2 separate regions of the Homo sapiens genome follow, and region 1 is linked to region 2. The links are chromatin loops, found by intact Hi-C in ENCODE. Cell type or tissue: heart left ventricle. All regions are shown on one strand. Links, peaks and the distances in the headings refer to the core of each region. The heading gives the core; the rest is flanking DNA.

The links. Hi-C counts contacts between places; a loop is a spot of excess contacts. Peaks named below come from ENCODE experiments on the same cell type or tissue, not always from the same donor. Only the 100,000 strongest peaks of a DNase experiment are listed, where the experiment ranks them.
Region 1: a loop joins it to region 2, with 3 times the contacts of the local background. A loop is called at or near these places in 3 of 110 quality-filtered maps.

The regions. Positions count from the first base shown.
Region 1 is chr18:45,519,795-45,531,250 of GRCh38, reverse strand. It overlaps a transcript of SLC14A2 not described here. Among named protein-coding and RNA genes, the nearest start is that of SLC14A2-AS1, 21 kb to the right of the region's middle. In heart left ventricle, for the core only: a CTCF peak has its summit at 5,042; no DNase peak of the experiment used is centred there; H3K27ac peaks cover 948 bases.
Region 2 is chr18:45,271,531-45,282,986 of GRCh38, reverse strand. It overlaps a transcript of SLC14A2 not described here. Among named protein-coding and RNA genes, the nearest start is that of SLC14A2-AS1, 230 kb to the left of the region's middle. In heart left ventricle, for the core only: CTCF peaks have their summits at 7,072 and 7,272 (motif pointing left); no DNase peak of the experiment used is centred there.

The DNA of each region.
Region 1 (11,456 bases), core at 3,625-6,124, 250 kb before region 2:
ACTAGAAATGCCATTTGACCCAGCCATCCCATTACTGGGTATATACCCAAAGGATTATAAATCACACTGCTATAAAGACACATGCACACGTATGTTTATTGTGACACTATTCACAATAGCAAAGACTTGGAACCAACCCAAATGTCCAACAATGATAGACTGGATTAAGAAAATGTGGCACATATACACCATGGAATACTATGCAGCCATAAAAAATGATGAGTTCATGTCCTTTGTAGGGACATGGATGAAGCTAGAAACCATCATTCTCAGCAAACTATCGCAAGGACAAAAAACCAAACACCGCATGTTCTCACTCATAGGTGGGAACTGAACAATGAGAACACATGGACATAGGAAGGGGAACATCACACACCAGGGACTGTTGTGGGGTGGGGGGAGTGGGGAGGGATAGCATTAGGAGATATACCTAATGCTAAATGACGAGTTAATGGGTTCAGCACACCAACATGGCACATGTATACATATGTAACAAACCTGCATGTTGTGCACATGTACCCTAAAACTTAAAGTATAATAATAATAAAAAAATAGAAAAGGTGGCAGACAGAATTTTTTCAATAACTAAAGCTCATGTACCTTCTCTTCTTAGGCTCTCAAGCAGCACTTTATTGGCCATTGTTTGACACACATTTCTAACATATTTAGACATAGATGGTTCCCAAGACTTACAGAAGACTAGATATGGAGAACCTGAATAGCAAGTGGGTTATGAGAGGTGCTGGCATTAGGAAGAAATGAAGCTGATAGTATGAGATATAAAAGAAAACCTGTCTAGATTCAACACAAAAACACAGAAATACAAGGATATTTCTATGTTTTTGTAGATTTAGTAGTCTATGATATTTTTGTCTTATTTAATAATGAGTTATGGAGAAGAGCCTTCATTTCATTTTAGCATTTGCTTTATAGGAAAGTAAGGAGGAAATAATCTCTGTCAGGAGAATTGACAACAAACATCAGCCAAATTTTTTAAAAAGGTTATTGTTAATGAGATTCGCTTGAGCACAGGAACCTTGATTTGTATTCAACGTCCCAAGTACCTAGCACAATGCTTAGCACACAGTGAATACTCAATAAACACTTCATGAATGAAAGAAAAGAAGGGTTGTTTGAATGGCTGTGTTTTTTAATTTCTAGGAAATTCACTTGTATACCATATCATGTTTCCTAACGAGTCCTTGAACAAAAATTTGTATGGGACACCTACCAACTAAGCAGGCAAGGTCCTCTTTCTCAGAGAATGATGCTGGTTCAATGAGAGCTTCTTGTAGGAGTAGATGTGAACCATCTTGGTGCCTGGCTTGGAAGCCTGAGAATACGTTAGGAGTCTGGCACTCTTTTATGCCTATTTTGAGGAATTGAAGGCTGTAGGAAACTCCATTCCAGACACTTTTACTTTAAACTGTCACATACAAGATAGCCCCCCACCAAAGGGCTTCAGAGATGGAATTCCATGCAGGAATGGTGTGCTAAAGAGAACATGTGAAGTGACCATGTGACCCCATTCTCCTAGGCCTTGAGTTCTTAAGTCAAAACTCCTTTTCTCTTGCTGACCGAGATACTTCAATTCAACCCTAAGTCTTGGGCCTCAATGTAACAGGACTAAAGATCGAAAGGCAGAGGGTGGAAAAAACTGGGGATTGAAATTTGAGTTAAACTTTACAAACTCAATCCATTTATATTCATTGATGGCCCATATGCGCTCGGCATAATATGCAGAGATCTTTAATAGGACAGTGCCAAAGAAATGGAAGACATAATTTTTTTTTCTTATGGAAAACCATCTAGGTGAGGAGGAAGTACCAGGTTGTAGGAACCACAACTTCTGTCTCTTGGATTCCCTCCAGTCCACATGATTTTTCATATAGGGTTTCATATGCAGTACCTCAGTCAGTATATGGCCAGACAACCAATTGGAAAGTAGACCACAGTGAGATGTCTGCTTTTTAAAACAGTATTTTTTCTGCACAAGGTTAAATAGCTGTTTTGACTGTGTTAATTTTCTCACCAATAATTTTGTTTTCTCACCAATAATTTGTTATTGCTGCCTAACCAACAGCCCCAAACTACGTTTTTCTCATGATTCTGCAAGTCAGCAATTTGAGCAGGGCTCTTGGCTGGGAGGCTCTTTTGTTCCCTCAGGTCACTTAGCTGCATTCAGCTGATGGTAGGGCTGGAAGGTGTCTTGATTTTACTCCATGTGGCCTCTCTTTCTCCATGTGGCATCTGACCCCTCAGAAGTCTAGCCTATGCTTCTTTATAGCCGCTGGCTTCCCCAGAAAGCAGAAAAGTGGAAGCTTCTAGTCTAAACTTGAAATTGGCACAGTGCCATGTTTACCATACATAGTTTATTGGTCAAACAAAGTCATGAGGCCAGCCCCAGAGTGGGTGAACTAGCCTCTGCTTCTTGATGATAGGAGCACATAGGGAAAGGAAGAATTGATAGCAGCCATCCTTGGGTGCTATCTAGCACAGATTTAACTTTTTTTCAATTAACTGAATAGATTTTGAGACTCTAAGTAACTTGAGTGCCAGGATCAGGGCTTGTTCATCTGTGTATCTCCACCATCTTCCATAGTTCTGGTTCAGATGGAACCTATCAGGGTTTGACTGAGCCGAGTGTGTGTGTGTGTGTGTGTGTGTGTGTGTTTTAATTCGGGGGGAGGTGGAAAAATGGGGTTCCTATTGGCTGCATAATTAATTCATGAAGTAAACTGAAATAAAGAACAACTATTTGTGATTTATGACCCTGTGGGGTGAGTGCCCCTGGACAGCATGGATGTTCGAAGGTCTTTAGTCCAGGTAAAGTGACAGGTAGGATCCTGAGATGTCAGGATGTCAGTGAGTCTTTTTCTACATCAATTTTGAAGTCAGATTTGAAACTACAGGAATGATATTGAAAGATTAATGGCAGCTTTAAATATCCACCTCCCTGTATAAATCTAGAACGATGTTATGCCCTCCAGATAAAAAGGGATACCTCTTGGGAGTAATTTCTGATATGTTTTTGAAATCTTCGCATATAGACACCCCCCCCCCCCCCCGCACACACACACACAGGTGTTGTGAACAGTTGTAACTTTGGTCAAAAGAGTAAGTGCGGCCTGAAACCAAACCTGTTCCACAAGTTAGCATGGGGCTGCATCTGCCTGGAGGGAGGAGGAAATAATTCCCACATGGATGTCATAAGGGCCTTTTAGCCTAATGGTGGCCCTATGGGCACACACATGCATTTACACACATGTACACACACAGAGTTTTCTGCCCTTGATTACAGGACGATGCTCCCAGGAGGCAGTGTCAAGACTTCACATCAATAAGGTCTTTTTTTCTTGGAAAGAGCTGTTGATTTGGTCACAAGAATAGCTTTCTAGGAGAGAAATTGTGCATAGTAGACAAGAGTTATGAACTGTAATCATTCACATTTGTATGTCCATTTATAGATTTGTAAAGCACTTAAAAATATATCATTGCATTTAATCCTCACAATTCTATGACTTAGATACTGAACTTTACAGTTGAGAAAAATAGACTTAGAACAAACGATTTGCCTAATGGACATGGCTGCTATAAGTATCCAGGCTAGAACTTAACCTGAGACTTTGGACTCCAAATGCCACATCCTTCCCATATCATGAGTCTGTAGAAAAGACTTGAATGTATTTATTTTCTCTAAATGTTGTCTTTCTTTTTGCAAAAAGTTGAATAGGTTAAGGCATAAGTTGAGTAATTTATGTAATTCTATTGCTATTGCTAACTTTAAGGGAAGCCTGTCTTCTTGCTTTTATCTTAAGCTGTTTTCTCTAACACCATCAACATCATCTATAATAAATGAGACATCTAAAGGGGTGTGAGTTAAGATTTTTGAGATAAAAAATGGGATCATAAAGGCAACTTTACTCCTAATCATCTCAAGTCTTGGATTTGTTAGCGTCATCTCGGGAGCTGAGAGGTGCCACCTAAGGGCTCAGGATTCTATTGCTCAACAGAACCTTGATAAATCTGCCATCCCAACGCTTCTCATCAGAACAGGGAGCACCTAAATTCTCCAGGACAGACAGCCAAACTTCCTTTTCTTGGAAGATTCTTGGGAACAGATACTGGAAGATCTTAGCTCTGTCATTGACCAGCTATGTGACTTTTGGGCAAGTCATGCCCCTCTCTGGGCCTTACTTTTCTGGTCTAAAAAATGAAGGTTTTGGTAGATTACATCTAAGATCCTTGTAGGTCTGACATTTTTTGTTTATAGCCTTCCATTATTATCCATCCAATGTCCCTTATTCTGATTTTCAAGAATCTTCTTCCTGTCTGATTCCTCCTTCCATGATTAAGTTTTCTCTATTCATGCTCTTTGTGGGGTCATGGTGAATTTCTTAGCAACTCCCTCCTTGTCCATAAATTTCCTGATCCAGACTATTAGAAAAGAACCCACCCTACTTTGCCTGGCTCAGGCCTTACAATCTTGTTCCATTCTGCTTGTCCACAATGTATTTCCCCTTCCTCTTCCCCACGAACTTTCTGTTCCAGCTAAGTCAGAATTCTACCCATCTTCCCCCTCTATATGACTCAGTTCTCTAATATTATACACCCTATGATCCCTCACTGACCTCTCAAGTTCACTCCAAAATCACTTCTTATCAGAAGCAATAGCTTGGCCCTACTGTTTTCCATTTACTGGATTTTCTGGTTAGTTTCTTTATCTTTCCAAGTAAATTACAAGCTACTTGACTCAGATATCCTGTGATTCTTTCTTCCATATCCATAGTGCCAAGCAGACTTAGTCTGGTGTTTTTGATTGGTAGGATGTCTGAAAGCACCAACCTATTGGTTAATGCCTTCAGAAAAGCCTGCCTCTCAGGCACCAGAATTAGGAATGAACATTTTGCTGCAGCCTCAAGGCATCCTGACAGTGACTTCTGGCCGTATCACACAAGGTTCTCTCAGATCATAGCAGCTAAGAGGATTTTTTATTACCTTCAGCTGGACAGGGAATTCCAGTGACTAAAAACCATGAGGGGTCACTGTTGGGAAGAGAATGGTTGTGCAAGCTAAGATACGCTGCACTAAAGACTTTCCCTGCATAACCCAGATACTTATAGCCACAATGTAAATTCATTTTCTCTGAAGCTATCCCTTATGTGGGGAACGTTCCAATACCTTACTGCCTTCTTTCTTTATTTAACCAAGTAAAATGATGCTTTTATTTACCATTTAGCACTTTTAAATTTTCTTGCCTTTTTGCTTACAAATACCCTTTGAGCTACTGAATTGATTTTGCTGAGATTTGTTACACTATGAAAGAGTCTGAAGATGCACCTGGAATTCCATCATGTCTCAGCAAACACCTAGAAACAAAATGGCCACCACCAACTACTTTAAAAACAGCACATCTCCTGCAAATTTGAATTTGTACAACTGTAAATGGGGAGTTGCTATTGCATTGTGACCCATTGTATGTTCATGGGTCCCAGTTCATATGGACACAAACAGAAAATACACTCCTGCTCTTAGGAAGCATCATCTAAAATGTGATGATGATAACTCCTGGGCAGATCTACCAAATGCTAATTGGAATGCATTGAAAATAGTTAAGTTTGTGAGCATTTTGAAATCATCATGGGTGATATAAGCATATTTTTATCACTAGTGTTTAATAAAAGCCATTTCTGTGTCTGGGCCAAGGGCTTTGGCACATGTTCAGAACAAGTCAAAGGAGTTAATAACCAGTAATAAAGGGAAATGGAGCCAAGGCATATCTAAGCTGCATATCTCTAGGGATCTTGGAAGTGGTAGGAGACATTCTTCAAGACATGCATGGTGGATGCACCAGCAGCACTACAGTCATTCACTTCAAGCCTAATCCACTCAACCTTTCCCAAAAGAGGAGTCAGGGAGACAGAAGTCCAAGGATGGGCCCATGAAGTCTTGTTTCATTTGCTTAGTTTTATGATTAACTGCAAGATACTGCATTTGATTCATTACCAATAGCAGCCACATTAAAGAAAATACCCCAGGTAGGTCAGAGAGAAAATTTTTATAGGATGGACAAGGAGCTGAAGGGAGGAGAGTTTTGTGTGTGTGTGTGTGTGTGTGTGTCTATATGCAAAGATTTCAAAAACATCTTGGGAATTACCCCCAAGAGGTATCCTTTTTATCTGGAAGGCATAAGATTGTTCTAGATTTAAATAGGGAGGTGGATATTAAAAGCTGCCCATAAGCTTTCTATATTATCCCTGTAGTTTCAAATTTGACTTCAACATTTCATCTTGATAATAAGGAGATGCTTTAAGTCTCCTGAATTAGTCCTACCAGAAATCTCACCAAAGTTGGGAGAAAACTTTCCTTCAACTCCAAATGCTAGGGTGAGGAGAAAATGGGGCAGGAAAAAGGGCAGGGGCTGGTGGGGCCATGGTGCCTCTATCTTATTTTTCATATGGAGCAGCTGAGGCCAGATAAGGCAGGTGAGGCATTTAAGGGCTTAGCAGTTAGGTCTACACCTGTGTGTTTTCGTATACGGTCCTGTGTTCTTTCCATGAAGATTGTCACTTACCCATTTCTCTAAATGAGCCCTGAACTAAGAAGAATGAAATGCCAAAGTTTCATGTGTATGTGTCATCTGTTGGCCTTCTGATGTGGATATATAGGGCTGGATAGGGAACTATGTTCAGGGTACCTTGCCTACCATAGGTGATCAGGCTGCTCTGGGCTTCCTTGAGGCCAGTGTCCAACCCTTCCTCTCACCTCAGGTCCAGCTGGGCTGGTCCCACACCCCATCAAGGGCACATCCCTCTCACTGCCTTTGTCTTTTCTTTCTTGCATTCTATTCACACCCTACTGGGTCTTCAAGTCCCAGCTGAGTTGAATGCAGTGCAATGGGATTGAACAAGCATTTATTGAGGACCTCATCAGTACAAAACATTGGGTAGCCAGACACTTGTTGAGGTGTTGAGGGCACTAAGTGAATAAAATACACTCTCCATGCAAGGTTCAAGAGGAAAACAGGTCTGTAAACAGTCAAGTCTCACAGTCTAAGGCTGAGAATAGTAAAGAATAAGTAATAGTAGTAATAAGGATCACTTATTGAGCACCCACTAAGGACCAGGCTCCATCCAGGTGCTTTATACTTGTTACTGCCAATCCTTACAATAGCCAGGAAAGACAGGTATTAGAGGCAGCCCAGAGTATTCAGGTGAGCTCCAGTTTTGTGTCCAGTCCTGAGGTTCAATTCAACTCCGTACTTTACAAATTATGTGTCTTTGGGGCAACTTTCTTAATTTTTCTGCATCTCTCATTCTCTTATCTGAAAATGATGACAAAATCTTCTTCAAAGGACAGATGTGAGGGTTAAACAGTAAAAGGCACACAAACAGCCTAGTGTAGGGTAAGTTCTCAACAAATGTGGCCAGAGATCTGGACGACCTGGGAAAAGTGAAATAGTGCCCTTAAAGGAAGCCCTCAGTGGAGATCCAGGCAGTTGCTGTGTCAGAGCAAAGGCAGGTCTCAGGTGGGGAGGGTTACAGGCAGGATGTATCATTTGCACTGGGTCTCCAAAGACAGGGGAGATTTCGTGGGGTTAAAGAATGATAACTAGTGGCTGGGTGTGGTGGCTCACACCTGTAATCCCAGCACCTTGGGAGGCCAAGGCAGGCTGATCACGAGGTCAGGAGATCAAGACCATCTTGGCCAACATGGTGTAAACCCCGTGTTTACTTAAAAAAAAAAAAAAAAAAAAAGCTGGGTGTGGTTGTATGTGCCTGGAATCCCAGCTACTCAGGAGGCTGAGGCAGGAGAATCGCTTGAGCTAGGGAGCCGGAGGTTGCAGTGAGCCGAGATTGCGCCACTGCACTCCAGCCTGGGTGACAGAGTGAGATTCCATCTCAAAACAAACAAACAAAGAAACAAAAAAAAAACCTGGTGATGGGAGTATAGATTGCTCCTGCCCTGGGCGACCTGTCTTTGTGATACTTATCCACATCTCAAGGTGTCTGGCTGGGTTATCCAGACTCAGCATAGGGGCTGGGGCTGGAGCTGGAGGAACTTTCTTGGCATTTCCCTCCTTTGTTTATTTAATCCTTTTCTCAAATTGAGTGTAAACTACAATTCTCACCAGCTGAGAAAGTGGAGAACCCCCACCCCACACCCCACCAGTGACCAGTGCAGACTACAGCTTGCCGTAGACCACTTATGGGGTCATGGTAAGACACTCTGCCCTCTCACCCATGACTTGGAGAGATCAGTTTTTTGGTTGCATGCGTGCCAAGCCATGGCATGCTCTGCGTTGGAACTTAGCAGAAATGGGAACCCCTGGCAACCCAGATGCTTAAACCAGGTGTCCTCAGCAAAATGGCCTCTGACTTCTATTGCCCAAGGCAACAGGGTATAGCTGGTTTGGTGATATGATTTTCTAATGATCCACATGTTAATAAGAATTGGGGAATCCAATGAGAGCCTGAGTAAAGTGAGCAAGCAAGCAAACAGAAATCTTCACGCAACAAACAACAACCACAATAACAAGCACACTGTACAAAATTCATGAATATTTGTGGTCTAAAATAAATGAATGAACATGAATGGAATTTCCTGAAGAAAGTGCTATTACCAAAACCATCATCTATTTTAGAGGTCGATGGAGAACTAGGCCTGTTTCCCGAGAACTGTCAGTGCAGAATTAAATGTGCTATGTGGCATTTCCATTCTGGGTAGTGAGTTATGTAGGATTGCTCCCGCCCTGAGCTCGGGGCCATCTCCAGCAGAATGAGAGGCAGGGACTGAGGGATGGTGCCGGGAAGCTGCCGCTCTGGGGATGGCAGGGCTCAAACTCTCCCAGGTCTGCAATGTCAAGGGTGCACCTTCCGGGGTTACCTTCTCGAGTTTATTACTGCAAGCTGGACATTTTCTCATGGGCTTATAGTGTTTATGCTTCTAGGGCTTAGCTGTTTTGGATAGCAAGGCTAAACATAAAAAAATGCCTCCTTTTCACAACACATCATACCCAGAACTTGACGCTGCCAACTTTCCTACAGCACTTTCTATTTCTTAAGGTGCTTTAACATGCATGCTCCCATTTGAAATCCACAGTAACCCCACGTGAAGGATGGTGATCTCCACTGATATGATGTGCAAACTGAAGGTCAGAAAGGCACATAACTGCCTTAGACTGCCTTAGATTGCCCAAGGGGCAAATAGTCCAGGCAGGATTAGAACATGAGTCTGCTGACTCCCAGTCCAGCACGCTTTCCTCCATGGCAAGCTGCCCTCAAATGAAACATAGCTCAAAGAGTAACGATGTCTAAGGCCAGTTACCCCATAGGCCTCTGGGAAAATACCTCTTACTTTCTGGATGAATATGCCCACTCACAATCAGCCACACCCCTTCCTGCCTCCCTCAGCTTGAGTCCCAGAATCACTTGGCTGTTTAGAACAAATGCATTTATGAGGGCCAGCTCCAGAGATTCTGATTCTGTGGGAACCTGCATTTTTGACACACTCACCAAGTGATTCTGATGCACATTAAATCTTGCGACTTGCTGGTTTATGGAATACAATGGATTTTAAAGGTCACTTGAGCCAGACATAATCTCATATGTAAATCTGTTTCCTCGAAAGGTAATTTTATTTAAAAAAGAAAAAAAATGAAAAAGGAAACAGGGTTACTTTCTGAAGGTCTTTTCCAAAGTTATACCTCATATCTAAATGTCCTCTCTCTTCTTTCTGGCTTCTCTCAATTTTCCAAGTCTTTTTTGTACCTTTCTTGTGTTACTCTCTCTGGTCCCTGAGCTGTATCCTGCTTATGGTACTATCCAGTTACTGAGTGTCTGTCTTGTGTGAGTCTCTATCCCTAACCCTGTGCACTCTTTCTGAGTTATGTATTCTGCATTCCCAGTAGTCCTTAGCACAATGCCAGAAACTGCAAGTATGCTTTGGCTGTAAGCTTGGAATGAGTCATTTAACCCTGTCGGACTCAGTGCCTAGCACAACTCTCCATCAGTAAGGATAATCAAGATGATGTAGAAGCAAAGCCCATCATCAAACTGGCATTGAGTCCCTATCAGGTTAAAGCCTCAACTAAGCTCTCAGAAATTCCCTTAAAAAATATGACTGTTGACAGGTCACTTGATGTAGAACTGAGGTGATGGGAGGTGCAGGTCATGTTTCCAGGCCATAGGTGGGCCTGTTGGATGGTCATAGACACTACTCTTGCCTGGGCCAGCTGTTAAGATTCTAGAGTATCTCAGAGGACCTGGTGGGAGGAGGAAGGCCCACCCATTCCCACTGCTGGGGAAGCACCCAATCACCAAGGCCCTGTCACCTGTGCAGACTTTCGGTCATAATAATAATCATGATCCTAACAGCTTGTATATGCCCTGGGCTTTGCCACTTAGTAAGCCTTTCCCTTATCTTCTCATGGTAACCCACAAATTAGATAGATTGTTCTCTCTGGTCTAGAGAGGAAGAAATAGATGTTCCCAGAGGTTGAGGTAACTGCCCTAGGTCACACAGCTAGATGTGTGAGAACCCACATTTTCTGATGCTGAAATTTCATGCTCTTTCCAGGACACCATGTTGCTTCTTGTCTCATGGGCCATACCTCCTTAGGATGGAAACGCCCAGAAAAACACTTCTCTATAAAGATCTAGCTCATTTGACATGCAAAGTTTATTCCATACATTTTAATCAAAAAGAACAGAAATAAATGCAACTTTAAATGCATTTAGTCCATCATTCAAAAGGTATTTATTTAGTGCTTAGTACCATGTAAAAGCCCAGTTGCGGGCACTGGGTCAGGGACAGGGGGACATAAGGTAAGGGTGTGTTTAAGGCATGCCCATGGACTCGCAGCCTGCACCACCCATTATCCTAAGTCTCCATCAGGTGATCTGCCAACAGTCACATGTAGCACACTCATATTCCTGAAAGGAATTTTTGAGATTTTAGTTGAGGCTTTATACCTGTTAGGGACTCAATATCTATTTGATGATGGGCTCTGCTTCTGCAAAAACCACATCTTGATTCTCTGCACTGAAGCAGGGAATAGTGCTAGGTACTGAGTCCAACATGGTTGAATGACTCATTCCAAGAATATGGCTAAAGCATCTTTTTAACTTTCTAAAGACATACCAAATATGGTTTCCACCCTCTACGTACTTCAACCAAATGGTACGTACAAGACATGCCCATTGGCCCAAAGAGATCTAAGCACACCACAGCTGTGATTTCTGGTGTGTGAAAGTGGCAGTAGCTGCTAGCTCCCATCCATGTATGCAAGGGCCTGCTAACACCCAGAGTAGCCTGATACCACTGCCAGGTAGTTGGTGGCACCAGCCTGTTAATTCCTAGTGTAGGAGTCCCATCTGATTCTGGTTTCCTTCAGAGACCTCCCCTTAGTGTAGAACCCAGAGCGATCTCACAAAGGGCTGCTAAACCACAGGCTC
Region 2 (11,456 bases), core at 5,921-8,420:
ACTGTTGATGGTATTTCTAGTCTTCACACCCTACGCATATTTTACAAATGATTTTGTATTCTTTTGAAACTCAGTACAATCACAAAGGGGACTTGCACAAATGCACAAGTTAATGAGAAAGATACAAGGAAAGAAGGAAGAGAAGAAAAGAAAGGAAGGGAGGGAGGTAGGGAGGGAGGTAGGGAAGAAATAAATTAGAGCAAACCAAACAAAAGCAGAATATACAACTAGTATAAGTTGACCCCACACAGAGCACAATAACCAAAGATATGCCCTGCTGTATTTCGAAATCCCATCTTTATGGTTTGCCCACTGTCCAGCCTCACACAGCGAGGGTGGTGTCTCCTAGATGTGCAGATGTGCTCCAGGGTAGATAAGCCTGGCCCCAGCATTGCCCTCTACCGTCTGGCACAGGATCTACTTTTGACAGTCCTGTGTCCTCCATGAGATCATTCTTTGAAGGCAGACCTTTGGGCTGGCTTTTATAAGAGGTAAGGACAAGCACACAGTTTCAAAAGTAGGGGGCAATGTTGGTGCGGTGGAAAAGTAGAACCCAGTCTCCAAGGCCAGCTGAGCCCATCATAGATCAGGGACAGTCCCCCAATTCTTAGAATAACTCCAGGCTTGAGAAAAACAATCCAGAGAACTAAGTTGGGGTCCAAATAGCTCTTGAGCACCCTATGACTCGTAACTAAAGCACCCCAGCTGCTGGTCTTCTCTCACTCACAGTTGACTCTTTAGGTCATTTCAAGCCAGCCTGGACTAAGAAGGGCCTGATGGACTTCTCTTCTGAAGGTGTCACCAGTTCTCAAACCCTTCTCTGGACTCAGACCTGGGGTGCAATGGCTCAGCATGTCATTTTTGTCTGCATTAGCCCAGTGATGTCACCTCCATGACCAAAGGCTCCCACTGCCACAGGGAAGTGAGCTACACCAAGACTCAGCATTCCAGGCACAGATTCAGGAAAAAAGAAGTCAAGGTAGGTAGGAGATCAGCTTCATGGGAAAGGAGGAGGCTGCAAGTAGGAACCAGGTCAGAGAGATGCCAGGGGAGGCAGCCAGGTGCCAGGGCTCAGGCAGGTGAGAGACTGAGCCACTGAGCTCTGGTGAACAAGGCTGACCTCTGATCCTGTTTCCCCTTCCTATTTTACACTCTCAGCTGCATGGCAGTGGTATGATTAGACCTAGAAGTGTTTCACATTAACAGAAAGGTGTCAGATTTGTTAAGAGACTCCTACTCCTGACCCAGGCAGGATGACTTCACCCTCCTTAGCCATTAAGTGGCCTTGTTCTACTAAGCATAGAAAGTGATAGGCATGTTTTATTTACCAAGAGATACTTCTAAATTGCACCCCCCAGCCCTCAAGAGAGGAGAGAGAGAATGATGACAACCGTTCTCAACATATTTCAACTGACAGAGTCAGAAAATGAAATTTGGATTGGAAAGAGCCTGAAGAAACAAACAAAAAATATCTAAACTTATTCCATATTTTGTTTTTCTTCCCAATAATCCAAATGGCCTTTGAAAGCAGGAATGATCTCCGACATTTTGTTGTTCATGTAACATGCAGACCAATGATAATCCTGCCTGGTGCTTATGGCAGTGATGGTGTGGCGGAGTCATTGCTGATGTGTCTGTCCACGTGCACGTGTGTGTGTATGGTATGAACGTGTGTGTGTGTAAGTGTGTATATATATGATATAGCAGCATACAAATAAGGTTGCTGAGTTGGAGATGTAGTGAGTAAACTCCAAGAATAGCAGGGACACTGTTAACCCCCAGAAAAATGATTTGGAATTTAAATAGCAAGTGTTCAGACGTGATAGGCAAAATAAACCTGGAAGACTGCTTGTGATACAGATGGGATCTGATGCTCTCCGAGCAGGGAGAAGCGCTGTCAGTATTTTGACAGACACGGAATGACTGTTTAGACTGATGTTCAAGGGACAGCGCCAAAGAGGGGCTGCTTGGTGGGGCTTGGCACGTTGGGAGGGGAGGAGGCTGGAGACCTCGGTGACAGATTGACAAGCCTGCACAGGAATTCTTTTCGAAGTGGAGGGAGGAGAGAGAAAGGAAGGAAAGATAAAGGCACAGCGATGCTGGGATGGTGGGATGCTGGTGGCAGGGTTAGGTGAGAAGGGCAGAATTGCATTTCCCAGGTCTACCTCTTCAGAGATGATTCAAGAGGAAAAGGCAGGGGTCAAAAGCCAGACCACAGGGGGATAAACATCACTTCTCAGCACTTTTATTTCTCTTCAAAGCTTGTGGCACCTTGAGCTTAGCTTGCTTAGTGCTCCAGGCAGGAAAACCCCAATGACAAATGCCTCCAGGAGGGCTGAGAGTCAGGGAGCAGAGCTCAACCAGAGGCAGCCATCCAGAAAGAAAGAGTCCTTCTCCCAGGACCTGTAGACACATCACCCAGAATGGAGACTAGAGCCTGGACTGGTATCAAAATGGACTGGACCACACTTCAATCTGTGGCCTTCGAGGCTGGAGACCCCAGTATGGTGGTGGAAGTATCACTCCCACAATTGTGTAACCTCAATCGACCAAAATCAAACCATTCCCTGCCGCTTCCAACCTGCTTGTGGCCCCTTAACACCCTTATATGCCTTTGAACCTGGGCTGTCTGCCTCCCTCCCTGATCTCTCCTGTCTGAACTGAGGCCCCTTTTCCTCCCACCATGCCCAGACTCCTCAGGGGTCTTTGTTGTGATTCCTGTTGTGCACATCAGCGGCGCCCTTAGCTCCTGGCAGGCAGTGGGGCTACAACCCCATTGAGGTCAGGAAGGTTCCTTTCAAATCTTACCTCTGCCTCTCATTAGTTGTGTGCTCTGGAACAAGGTTTTTACCGTCTTGGAGCCTCAGTTTCCTGGTTTGAGGAGTGAACAGTACGCAGCACAAATAGCAGGTTTGTTAGAAATAGATCAGCACTTTCCCACCAGGGGACATTTGGCAATGTGTAGAGATATTTTTTGGTTGTGACAACCACAGGGGTGGGGGTGTGGATTCTGGCACCGAGTGAGTAGAGACCAGGGAAGCTGCTAAATATCCCAAAGGCACAGGACACCCTCCAACCACCACATCAAAGAACTATGCAGCCTAGAATGTGAACAGTGCTGAGGTTACTTATTAAATGTCTTGCAGAGTGGATTCTTCACTGATGGCAGCTTCTGTTCTCATGGGTCGCTTTGTGTTTTTTATGTATGTGAGCCTTGGATGGTTGTAAGTTTCTTAAGGGTAGGCAGAGGCTGTGTCTAAAGCCTCTTTGTTTCTCATTTGGGGCTTTGCACAATAAAAAGCCTCAAAAGTCATCACCTGCTTGGTAAAAGGAATCACAGAAGAGACTGACTCTCCTGGCAAAAAGATCTTCTGCTTTGGTACCACTGGTTCATCTGCTCAAGGCATGAGATGGAAGTAAACTACACACTCTGTGTCCCCACCCCCCAACAAAACCCAATAGTAGTAGATGATCACATGGAAACCACATTCAGATCACTTGAAAACAGTTCAGAAGAGAAAAATACTGTCAAGTCCCTGCTTTCCAACAGGTTGTCAACAAAGGAAAGGGTATTTGACTCCATCCATCCCTTTTTACTGCAAGCCCTCAAAGTGATATATGAGGAAGACCTGAGCAGTACGAGGAAACTTCACCTTTGCCCGTAAATTCATCAGAAATGCTTCAAGTGACCTGTTTTTGCTAGAAAATATTGTACATAAATTTCAGGGTCTTCCTATTTCTCCTTCATAATTATCCTAAAATATCTCAGACAACCTGTTACTGCTGTCGGCATGTTCCCTTTAATCCCTTGACATCACGCATAGAACCTGGCCCACTGGACAGTCAGTAGTTGTCTGCTGAGGGGGAGCTGAACCCTCCATGTGGCCTGCAGAACTGATCAGAACCAGGCCCTGGGCCAGCATGCCTGGGCAGGATTCAACTCCCCAATTTACTGCATGTGGCCTTGGTCAAGTTACTTATTATCTCTCTCGTACTTGTTTCTATCTATGGATAGATAGAAACTTTTGGGACTGTTGTGAGATCATGTATACAAAGTGTTTTACATCACGCCTCCCATACAGTGGCTGTGCAGTGGTAAGCACCAGTTAGCAACCACGCTGTTTAGAAAAGTAAACCAAACCCTTCAGGTTTTGGGTGGAAAATTATAATCGATAATACAGCTTACCCTTGAACAACACGGGTTTGAACTGTGCAGGTTCATTTATATGTGGATTTTTTTCAACTAGACACTATTGAAAATATAGTATTTGTGGATGTGAAATCCAAGTATATACAGGTTTCACAGGGCTGACTATGGGACTACAGTATGCATGGATTTTGGTATACTTAGGGGTCCTGGAACCAGTCCCCTTTGTATACTGAGGAATGACTGTATTGGCACAGCACTTCATAAGCTCCTTCCCTTTTGCCCATCACAGTGATCCTGTGATATGGGTGAGCCAAGTTTATTATTTCCTGCCCAACTCAGGTGCTCAGCCAGGGTCAGTGAGAATTACTGCATCTGATGCTCTAACACAGTGATTCTTAATTGGGCAAATTTATTACCCCCAGGGGATATTTGACAACCGGTGGGTGCTATTGGCATCTGGTAGCCAGAGCCAAGCATTCTGCTGAACATCATAAAATGCACAGGACAGATTCTCACAACAAAAAATTATCCGACCCCAAATATCAGTAGTGTCGATATTGAGAAACCCTGTCTTAACAGGGAATCTTATATTCCTTCCACCAAAAGCACAAGAATGTCACACTGAATAAATATCAGAAAACCCCACCCTCTATGAGGAAGTCATTGATTCATCTCAAGGGCTGTGAGTTACAATGGAAAGCTCCTGGAAATAGCTCTTTGTCAATACCATATGTTCACTAAACCTCAGAGTCACAATGTTTATTACAGAATTTAGGAGTGTTTGGGGAACGCCCTAACTATACATGAGTTTGACCTCATAGGTAAAGTCCTCCTGCATGAGTTCAGTTATAAGGAGTCAGTCTGGCATGGAGGGGGAGGTGGAGTAAAAGCAGCGTGTACTTACTGGGAGAAATCCACAATGTGAGACTGTTCATATAAATGTTAAATGTGTTCAGAAGGTAGGAAAAAGGAAACCCCTTTAGAACAGAAAATAAAGTACAGAAACTTTTTGTTCTCTGCACATTTTTGTGTGCTTCTTGTATATCATATCCTGTGTTACATATGTTTTCTCATTTATCTTCAAAACAACTTTATAAGGTAGAAACTGAGGCTTAGACAAACTAGGTAGGCCGGTCACGGTGGCTCATGCCTGTAAGCCCAACACTTTGGGAGGCCAAGGTGGGTGGATTGCTTGAGTCCAGGAGTTTAAGACCAGCCTGAGCAACATGGCAAGACCCTGTCTCTACAAAAAATTAAAATATTAGCTGGGTGTGGTGGCATATGCCTATAGTACCAGCTACTCAGGAGGCTGAGGTAGGAGGATCGCTTGAGCCCAGGAGTTGGTGGATGCAGTGAGCTATGATCGCACCACTGCGCTTCAGCCTTCAATACCCTGTTTCTAAAAAAAAGAAAAAAAGAAAAACTAACTACTATGTATTTTTCAGATTTTAAACAAATATAGTTTCACATTTTAACATTCTGGAATAGATATGCATTATAAAGTTGTGGCATCTTATAATGTGTTGGGCTTTTTTTCTTTTTATATTTTAATGTGTCTGAATTAAGGATGCATCTGACAATCTTTGGATTTTTAAATTCATAAAATATGGTTACTTGTCCGAGGTCATACAGCTAATATGTAGCAGAACTGGAAACCATAAGATGCTATATGTAGGTTATTTATTTCTTATCCGCCAAGGAAATTCAAGTGCTAAGTGTCAATCTTCTGGGAAAGTCAGCTAAGAAGTGTTTCTTCCTGAGATGACTGATTGGCTCCCATGACAGGCTAAGGAAAATGGTACATTCGTATTATTCTCTGTTTTCAGGACAATTTTAACTAATAGGAGAGAATAAAGAAGATAAAGGCCAAAGGCCCAGGATCACTATTATTAACATCAATAAAGAGAGATTGGTTTTAAGTCTACCAGAGAAGACAAGCAATTAAAGCAAAGTGGTATCACTGGTCGAAGCAGCCAGGGCTACAGTGGAAAGTCGGGTCTAAACATCAACCTTTACGGTGTAGCTTGTCCTGGGCACCGGTACAGTAATTCAGTTTTGCATTGGAGGTTGCAGACCAATAAAATAAAATGTAACTTAGGAGTACTTGATGATAATTCAGTTATTTCTATGTCACCAATCTGTGCTTAGGAATACAATTTACTTTAAGCTTGTTCCAAATTGTATTCTAACTCAATGTTAACATAGGTAATGTCTAATAAATTTTTGTTCAATATAACTTAAAAAAATTAAATCACATGCAGTATTGCAGGCTTTTTCTATCAGATATCAATGATGTTCCTGAACACACCACACTCTCCAATTTCTGACTGCTATTATCTGTAGTTTTATCCTACCTTCCTTGCTTTCTACCTCTTTGTTGGCTTAGAAAACTCCTATTCAACATTCACTTCTCAAAGCTGATATTCTAAGTCTTTCTTGACTTCCTTAGATTTCAAAGCCTCTTCTATGTCCCCTTTACACTTTGTACACACCTCTGTTATAGTAACCAGGCACCTGCACTGAAAATTCTGTATTTCTATTGGGTCCCTATTAGCATAGCATCTGATTCACACATGAGTGAACTTGCTAAAGGAATAAATAAATGAAATATGCCGCCTGTGAAATATTTTCTTACCACAACCTACAGGGCTCTAGATGATCTGCCCCAGGTACCCCACAGACTACATTTACCTATACTCTCTGCCTCACACACTTCTATTGAAACCCACTGCCCACAAGCAGCCAGCCTCAGGGCCTTTGCACTTGCTGTTGCAGCTGTCTGCAGCACTTTTCCCTCAGTTATCTGTCATGGCTCATTTCGTCTTTTGACTTAGATCTCTGCTCAAATGCCATCTTCGCAAACAGGTTTTCCTGACCATATAGTCAAAAACAGCACCTTTATTCTTTAATTCTCTGTTTTAACCTGCTTTTTCTTCTTAGCATTTCTCAATGACCTGCATATTTTGCATTGATTTATTTTTTAAAAAAGTTATCTATCTCCCTCATTGAAATGTAAGCTCAGTGAAGACAGGGATTTTGATCTCCAAATAGTAAACAACTGATCACTTTATTAGTAAAAAAAGAGATGAAATCTATTACTCTCTTTAATGAGACTACTTCCACCTAGTGGTAGAGAACAGAACTGCAGGCATAGTACTTTCAGGGGAAGTCACTTTTTTGGAGCACCTTAAATAAGCATGCACAATTTTAAGTTCTTTACATATACTGTCTAATTCATTGATCACAATAGCTCTGGCATATGGGTACCTTCATCCCCGACTTAAAAAGAGGAAACCGCTATCTTCCTTCCAAATCCTATGCACTTTCTTTTATACCCTGCTGTCTTTGCACCATCTCATTGTTGCAGGACAGAGAGGAGCAGTGTATGGAAAAGAGGAAGGTGAGTAACACTGGTTTGCAAAACTACTCCATCATCTTTAGTCAACAATTCGTTCAGTACTTATTGAGTTTATCTTATATATTTTCTTTGTGAGAGATGAATACAACCATTGGTCTTACATGAATTGAACAAATATGACACTTTTTCCAATGTAGTGGAGATATAGTTTTTCAAAACCCTGTAAGAAAATTTTGAAGTATTTGTTCCATCTTTTTATTCTTTGCACATACTTTTTCATTATTACTCATTTTTGTCGAATAATAAGGTCACTGCAAATGTGAAACTACCACATGTTCCCTGAAATGTGAAAAACAGTGCTTTACTTGCCTCCACCCCCAACCCCTTTCCAAGCTCTATGTTCTATAATGTTTTGATTTAAATAAAGTATTACAGAGAAATATAATCATAAATTGGAAAAAGGAAAAATCATAACTAAGGATAAATCTTAAGAAAGATAATTCAGTCAACGCATCTCTACAGCTTCTCCCTGGAAGAGACCTTCAAATGCATCTATCAAAACAGGGAATCAAGTCTAGAAAAACTGTTCTGGAAGAGCTCTGCTTGAGAAACACACACCAAAAATCACGTTCTCTAGGGAGACTTGGATGTGTTCAATAAGGAGCAAATGATGTTCAAGAGGACAAATGAATTGAGTTATCAAGGAAGTCACAGAGAATTAAGTGGGCCAGACTCCCTTGGGCAAGGCCCAAACTACTACCACAGAATTAATTATATATTTGGATCTGAGGATATTGCTGTAAATCTTGGGTTGTGGTAGTCCCAACCCAGACATCTGTTGACTGGCAGTATCCTGCCTTGAGAAAGTAAGAATTTGTTAGAGCTTGGATTTCCTACCCTGTGAGTAACTCAAAGAACAAAGGCAGCGTAACAAGATGTTGCATCCATAACCGTGGAGTAATCAGAGATTTGGAAAACCTGGACCTTGTGAAAGCTTGGACTACAACTATAAGGAAAGATTAAAAAAAGATCTATAGCTGAGTCTTGGCCTTGGCAAACAATGGTCAAGGCATCATTTAACCCCAAAGACTTCCAAAAATAAAGTAGAAGAAAAAAACCCTTCAGCTTAGTAGATTGTTTAGATTTTGCTATTTAAGCAAGTAGCAGACTAAAATTTTCTCATTCAGCCAGATGTTTAGCCTCGTTAACAAGAACAACACACATCTTGCATGAATTGACCCAGGAAAAGTCAACATGGGTGAGAGAACCCAGCCAAATCACAGCTGATTCATGTACTTTGGCCTCCCCTACCCCCACACACTAACAGAAGATCTCAGAGTTGTGGGTGTCATTGTTGGTCAAGTTAGGTTGTGCTATCACCAATACAAGGGATTCCTGGTAAGCCTGTTATCACATAGATGGAATCAAAGATATGAGGAAGCAGTGTGCATTGTATTGCATTTTTTCTTGCACCTAATTCTCATTAGTTCTGTCTTAGAATTAAAACTCAAATTAAATAAAATGCATTAAATGTTAAATATAACACATTTACAGCATAATGGAATCTTAGTATTCAGTTGATCTAAATTTTCTTCACCCTTCAATACTGTTCTATAGATGCTCACACAGAGTCCAGAGAAGAAAAAATGCCTTGCAGATGTCACAGTTAAGCTTTAATTTCCAAACGAGAAGAGAATTTTGTGTCACCCAAAGTACAATCTGTGCTAACACATTGGATTCAGCTTGTTTTTCAAGCTGTTGGCCTACATCTTGCCTCCTAGCTCCTGGTTAATGCTTTTTTAAAAAGACTATTGGACTTCATTTGCACACCCAATTACTCTGCTCACCTGTTTGTGCTTCCTCCTTCTCCTCTTGGCCACTCCTTTCCACAAATACACACACATTATCAGAAAAAAGTCAAGTCTAGAGTGTAGAAGTATTTGATGGTTGTATTGCACACTACCTGTTCCCTCTTCATCTGTAGGACAACGCTTTTCTCCTGGGAAATTCTTACCTACCCATTTAAAGGCTCTATGGTTTGAACGTTATCTTGATTTTACCTCCAGAGAAGATAACTCAAGCCTAACCAATCATAGCATCCCATTTTCCTGTCTACAGTGAATGGTTCAGGGATGAGAATGTGACCCAATCAGAGCCAACAAGGCAGTTACAAGACTTCTGGGACTATTTTGAGAAAATTATTCTCTCTTTACTGCTGAGCTTACAGCTATGAGGATGTAATCTTGGAACTGTTGGATGGTCATTTTACTTCTTCAATGGATAAAACCACTGAAAATAAAACCAGTACATAGCAAAGCGAGAGTCGAGTAATAGAGCAAAAACCCCGATCTGATGATATCGGGACACCTCGATCCATCTGAGCTTGAAACTCTTAGACATTTCAGATAGATGAGTGAAAAAAAATCATGCTTTAGTTTAAGTCAGTCAAGTCCATTATTCCGATATTTGCAATTGCACGATTCCTGATGGATATAGCAGTGTAGGGTTTACTTAATGACTAGGCTCCCTATAAGGGATTCAGTTGCTGGCTTAGGTAGCTTTTATTTTAAAAAAATTTTTGTGTGTGCACAGTAGGTGCATATATTTGTGGGGTACATGAGATATTTTGATACAGGCATGCAATGTGAAATAAGCACAACAAGGAGAATGGGGTATCCATCCCCTCAAGCATTTATCCTTTGATTTACAAACAACCCAATTATATTCTTTAAGTTACTTTAAAATATACAACTAAGTTATTATTGACTAAAGTCACCCTATTGTGCTTCCAAATAGTAGGTCTTATTCATTCATTCTATTTTTTGTACCCATTAACCATCCTCATCTACCCCTCAACCTCCCATTACCCTTCCCAGCCTCTGGTAATCATCATTTTACTTTCTATGTCCACGAAACTAGAAGGGTACTACTACTAAAAATCAATTGATTTGAATTTTAGATCCCACAAATAAGTGAGAACATGTGATGTTTCTCTTTCTGTGTCTGGCTTATTTCACTTAACATAGTAAAATGTTGTTGCAACATTTGCAACAACATGGATGGAATATATTGATCTCCAGTTCCATCCATGTTGATGTACCATATTTTCTTTATCCATTCATCTGTTGATGGACACTTAGGTTGCTTTCAAATCTTGGCTATTGTAAACAGTGCTGCAACAAACAGGAGTACAGACATCTCTTCAATATGATGATTTCCTTTCTTTTGGATATATACCCAGCAGTGGGATTGCTGGATGATATGGTAGCTGAATTTTCAGTTTTTTGAGGAACCTCCAAACTATTCTTCATAGTGGTTGTACTAATTTACATTCCCACCAAGAGTGTAAAAGGATTCCCTTTTCTCCACATCCTTATCAGCATATGGCTATTCAGTTTTCCCAGCACCACTTATTGAAAAGACTCTCTTTTCCCTAGTGTATGTTTTTGGTATCCTTGTCAAAGATGAGTTTACTATACATGTATGGATTTGTTTCTGGGTTCTCTATTCTGTTCCATTAGTTTATGTGCCTATTTTTATGCCAGTACCATGCTGTTCTGGATACTATAGCTCTGTAGTATAATTTGAAGTCAGGCAATGTGGTTCCTCCAGTTTTGTTCTTTTTGCTTAAGACAGCTTTGGCTATTCTGGGTCTTTTGCGGTTCGATATAAATTTTAGGATTTTTTTTCTATTTCTGTGAAGAATGTCATTGATATTTTGATAGGGATTGCATTGAATCTGTAGATTGCTTTGGGTAGTAAGGACATTTTAACAATATTGATTCTTCCAATCCATGAACATAGAATATTTCTCCATTTTTTGGTGTTCTTTTCAATTTCTTTCATCAGTGTTTTATAGTTTTCATTATAGAATTCTTTCACTTCTTTTTAATTTCTAGGTATTCAATTTGTGGCTATTGTAAAAGGGATTACTTTTTGATTTGTGTT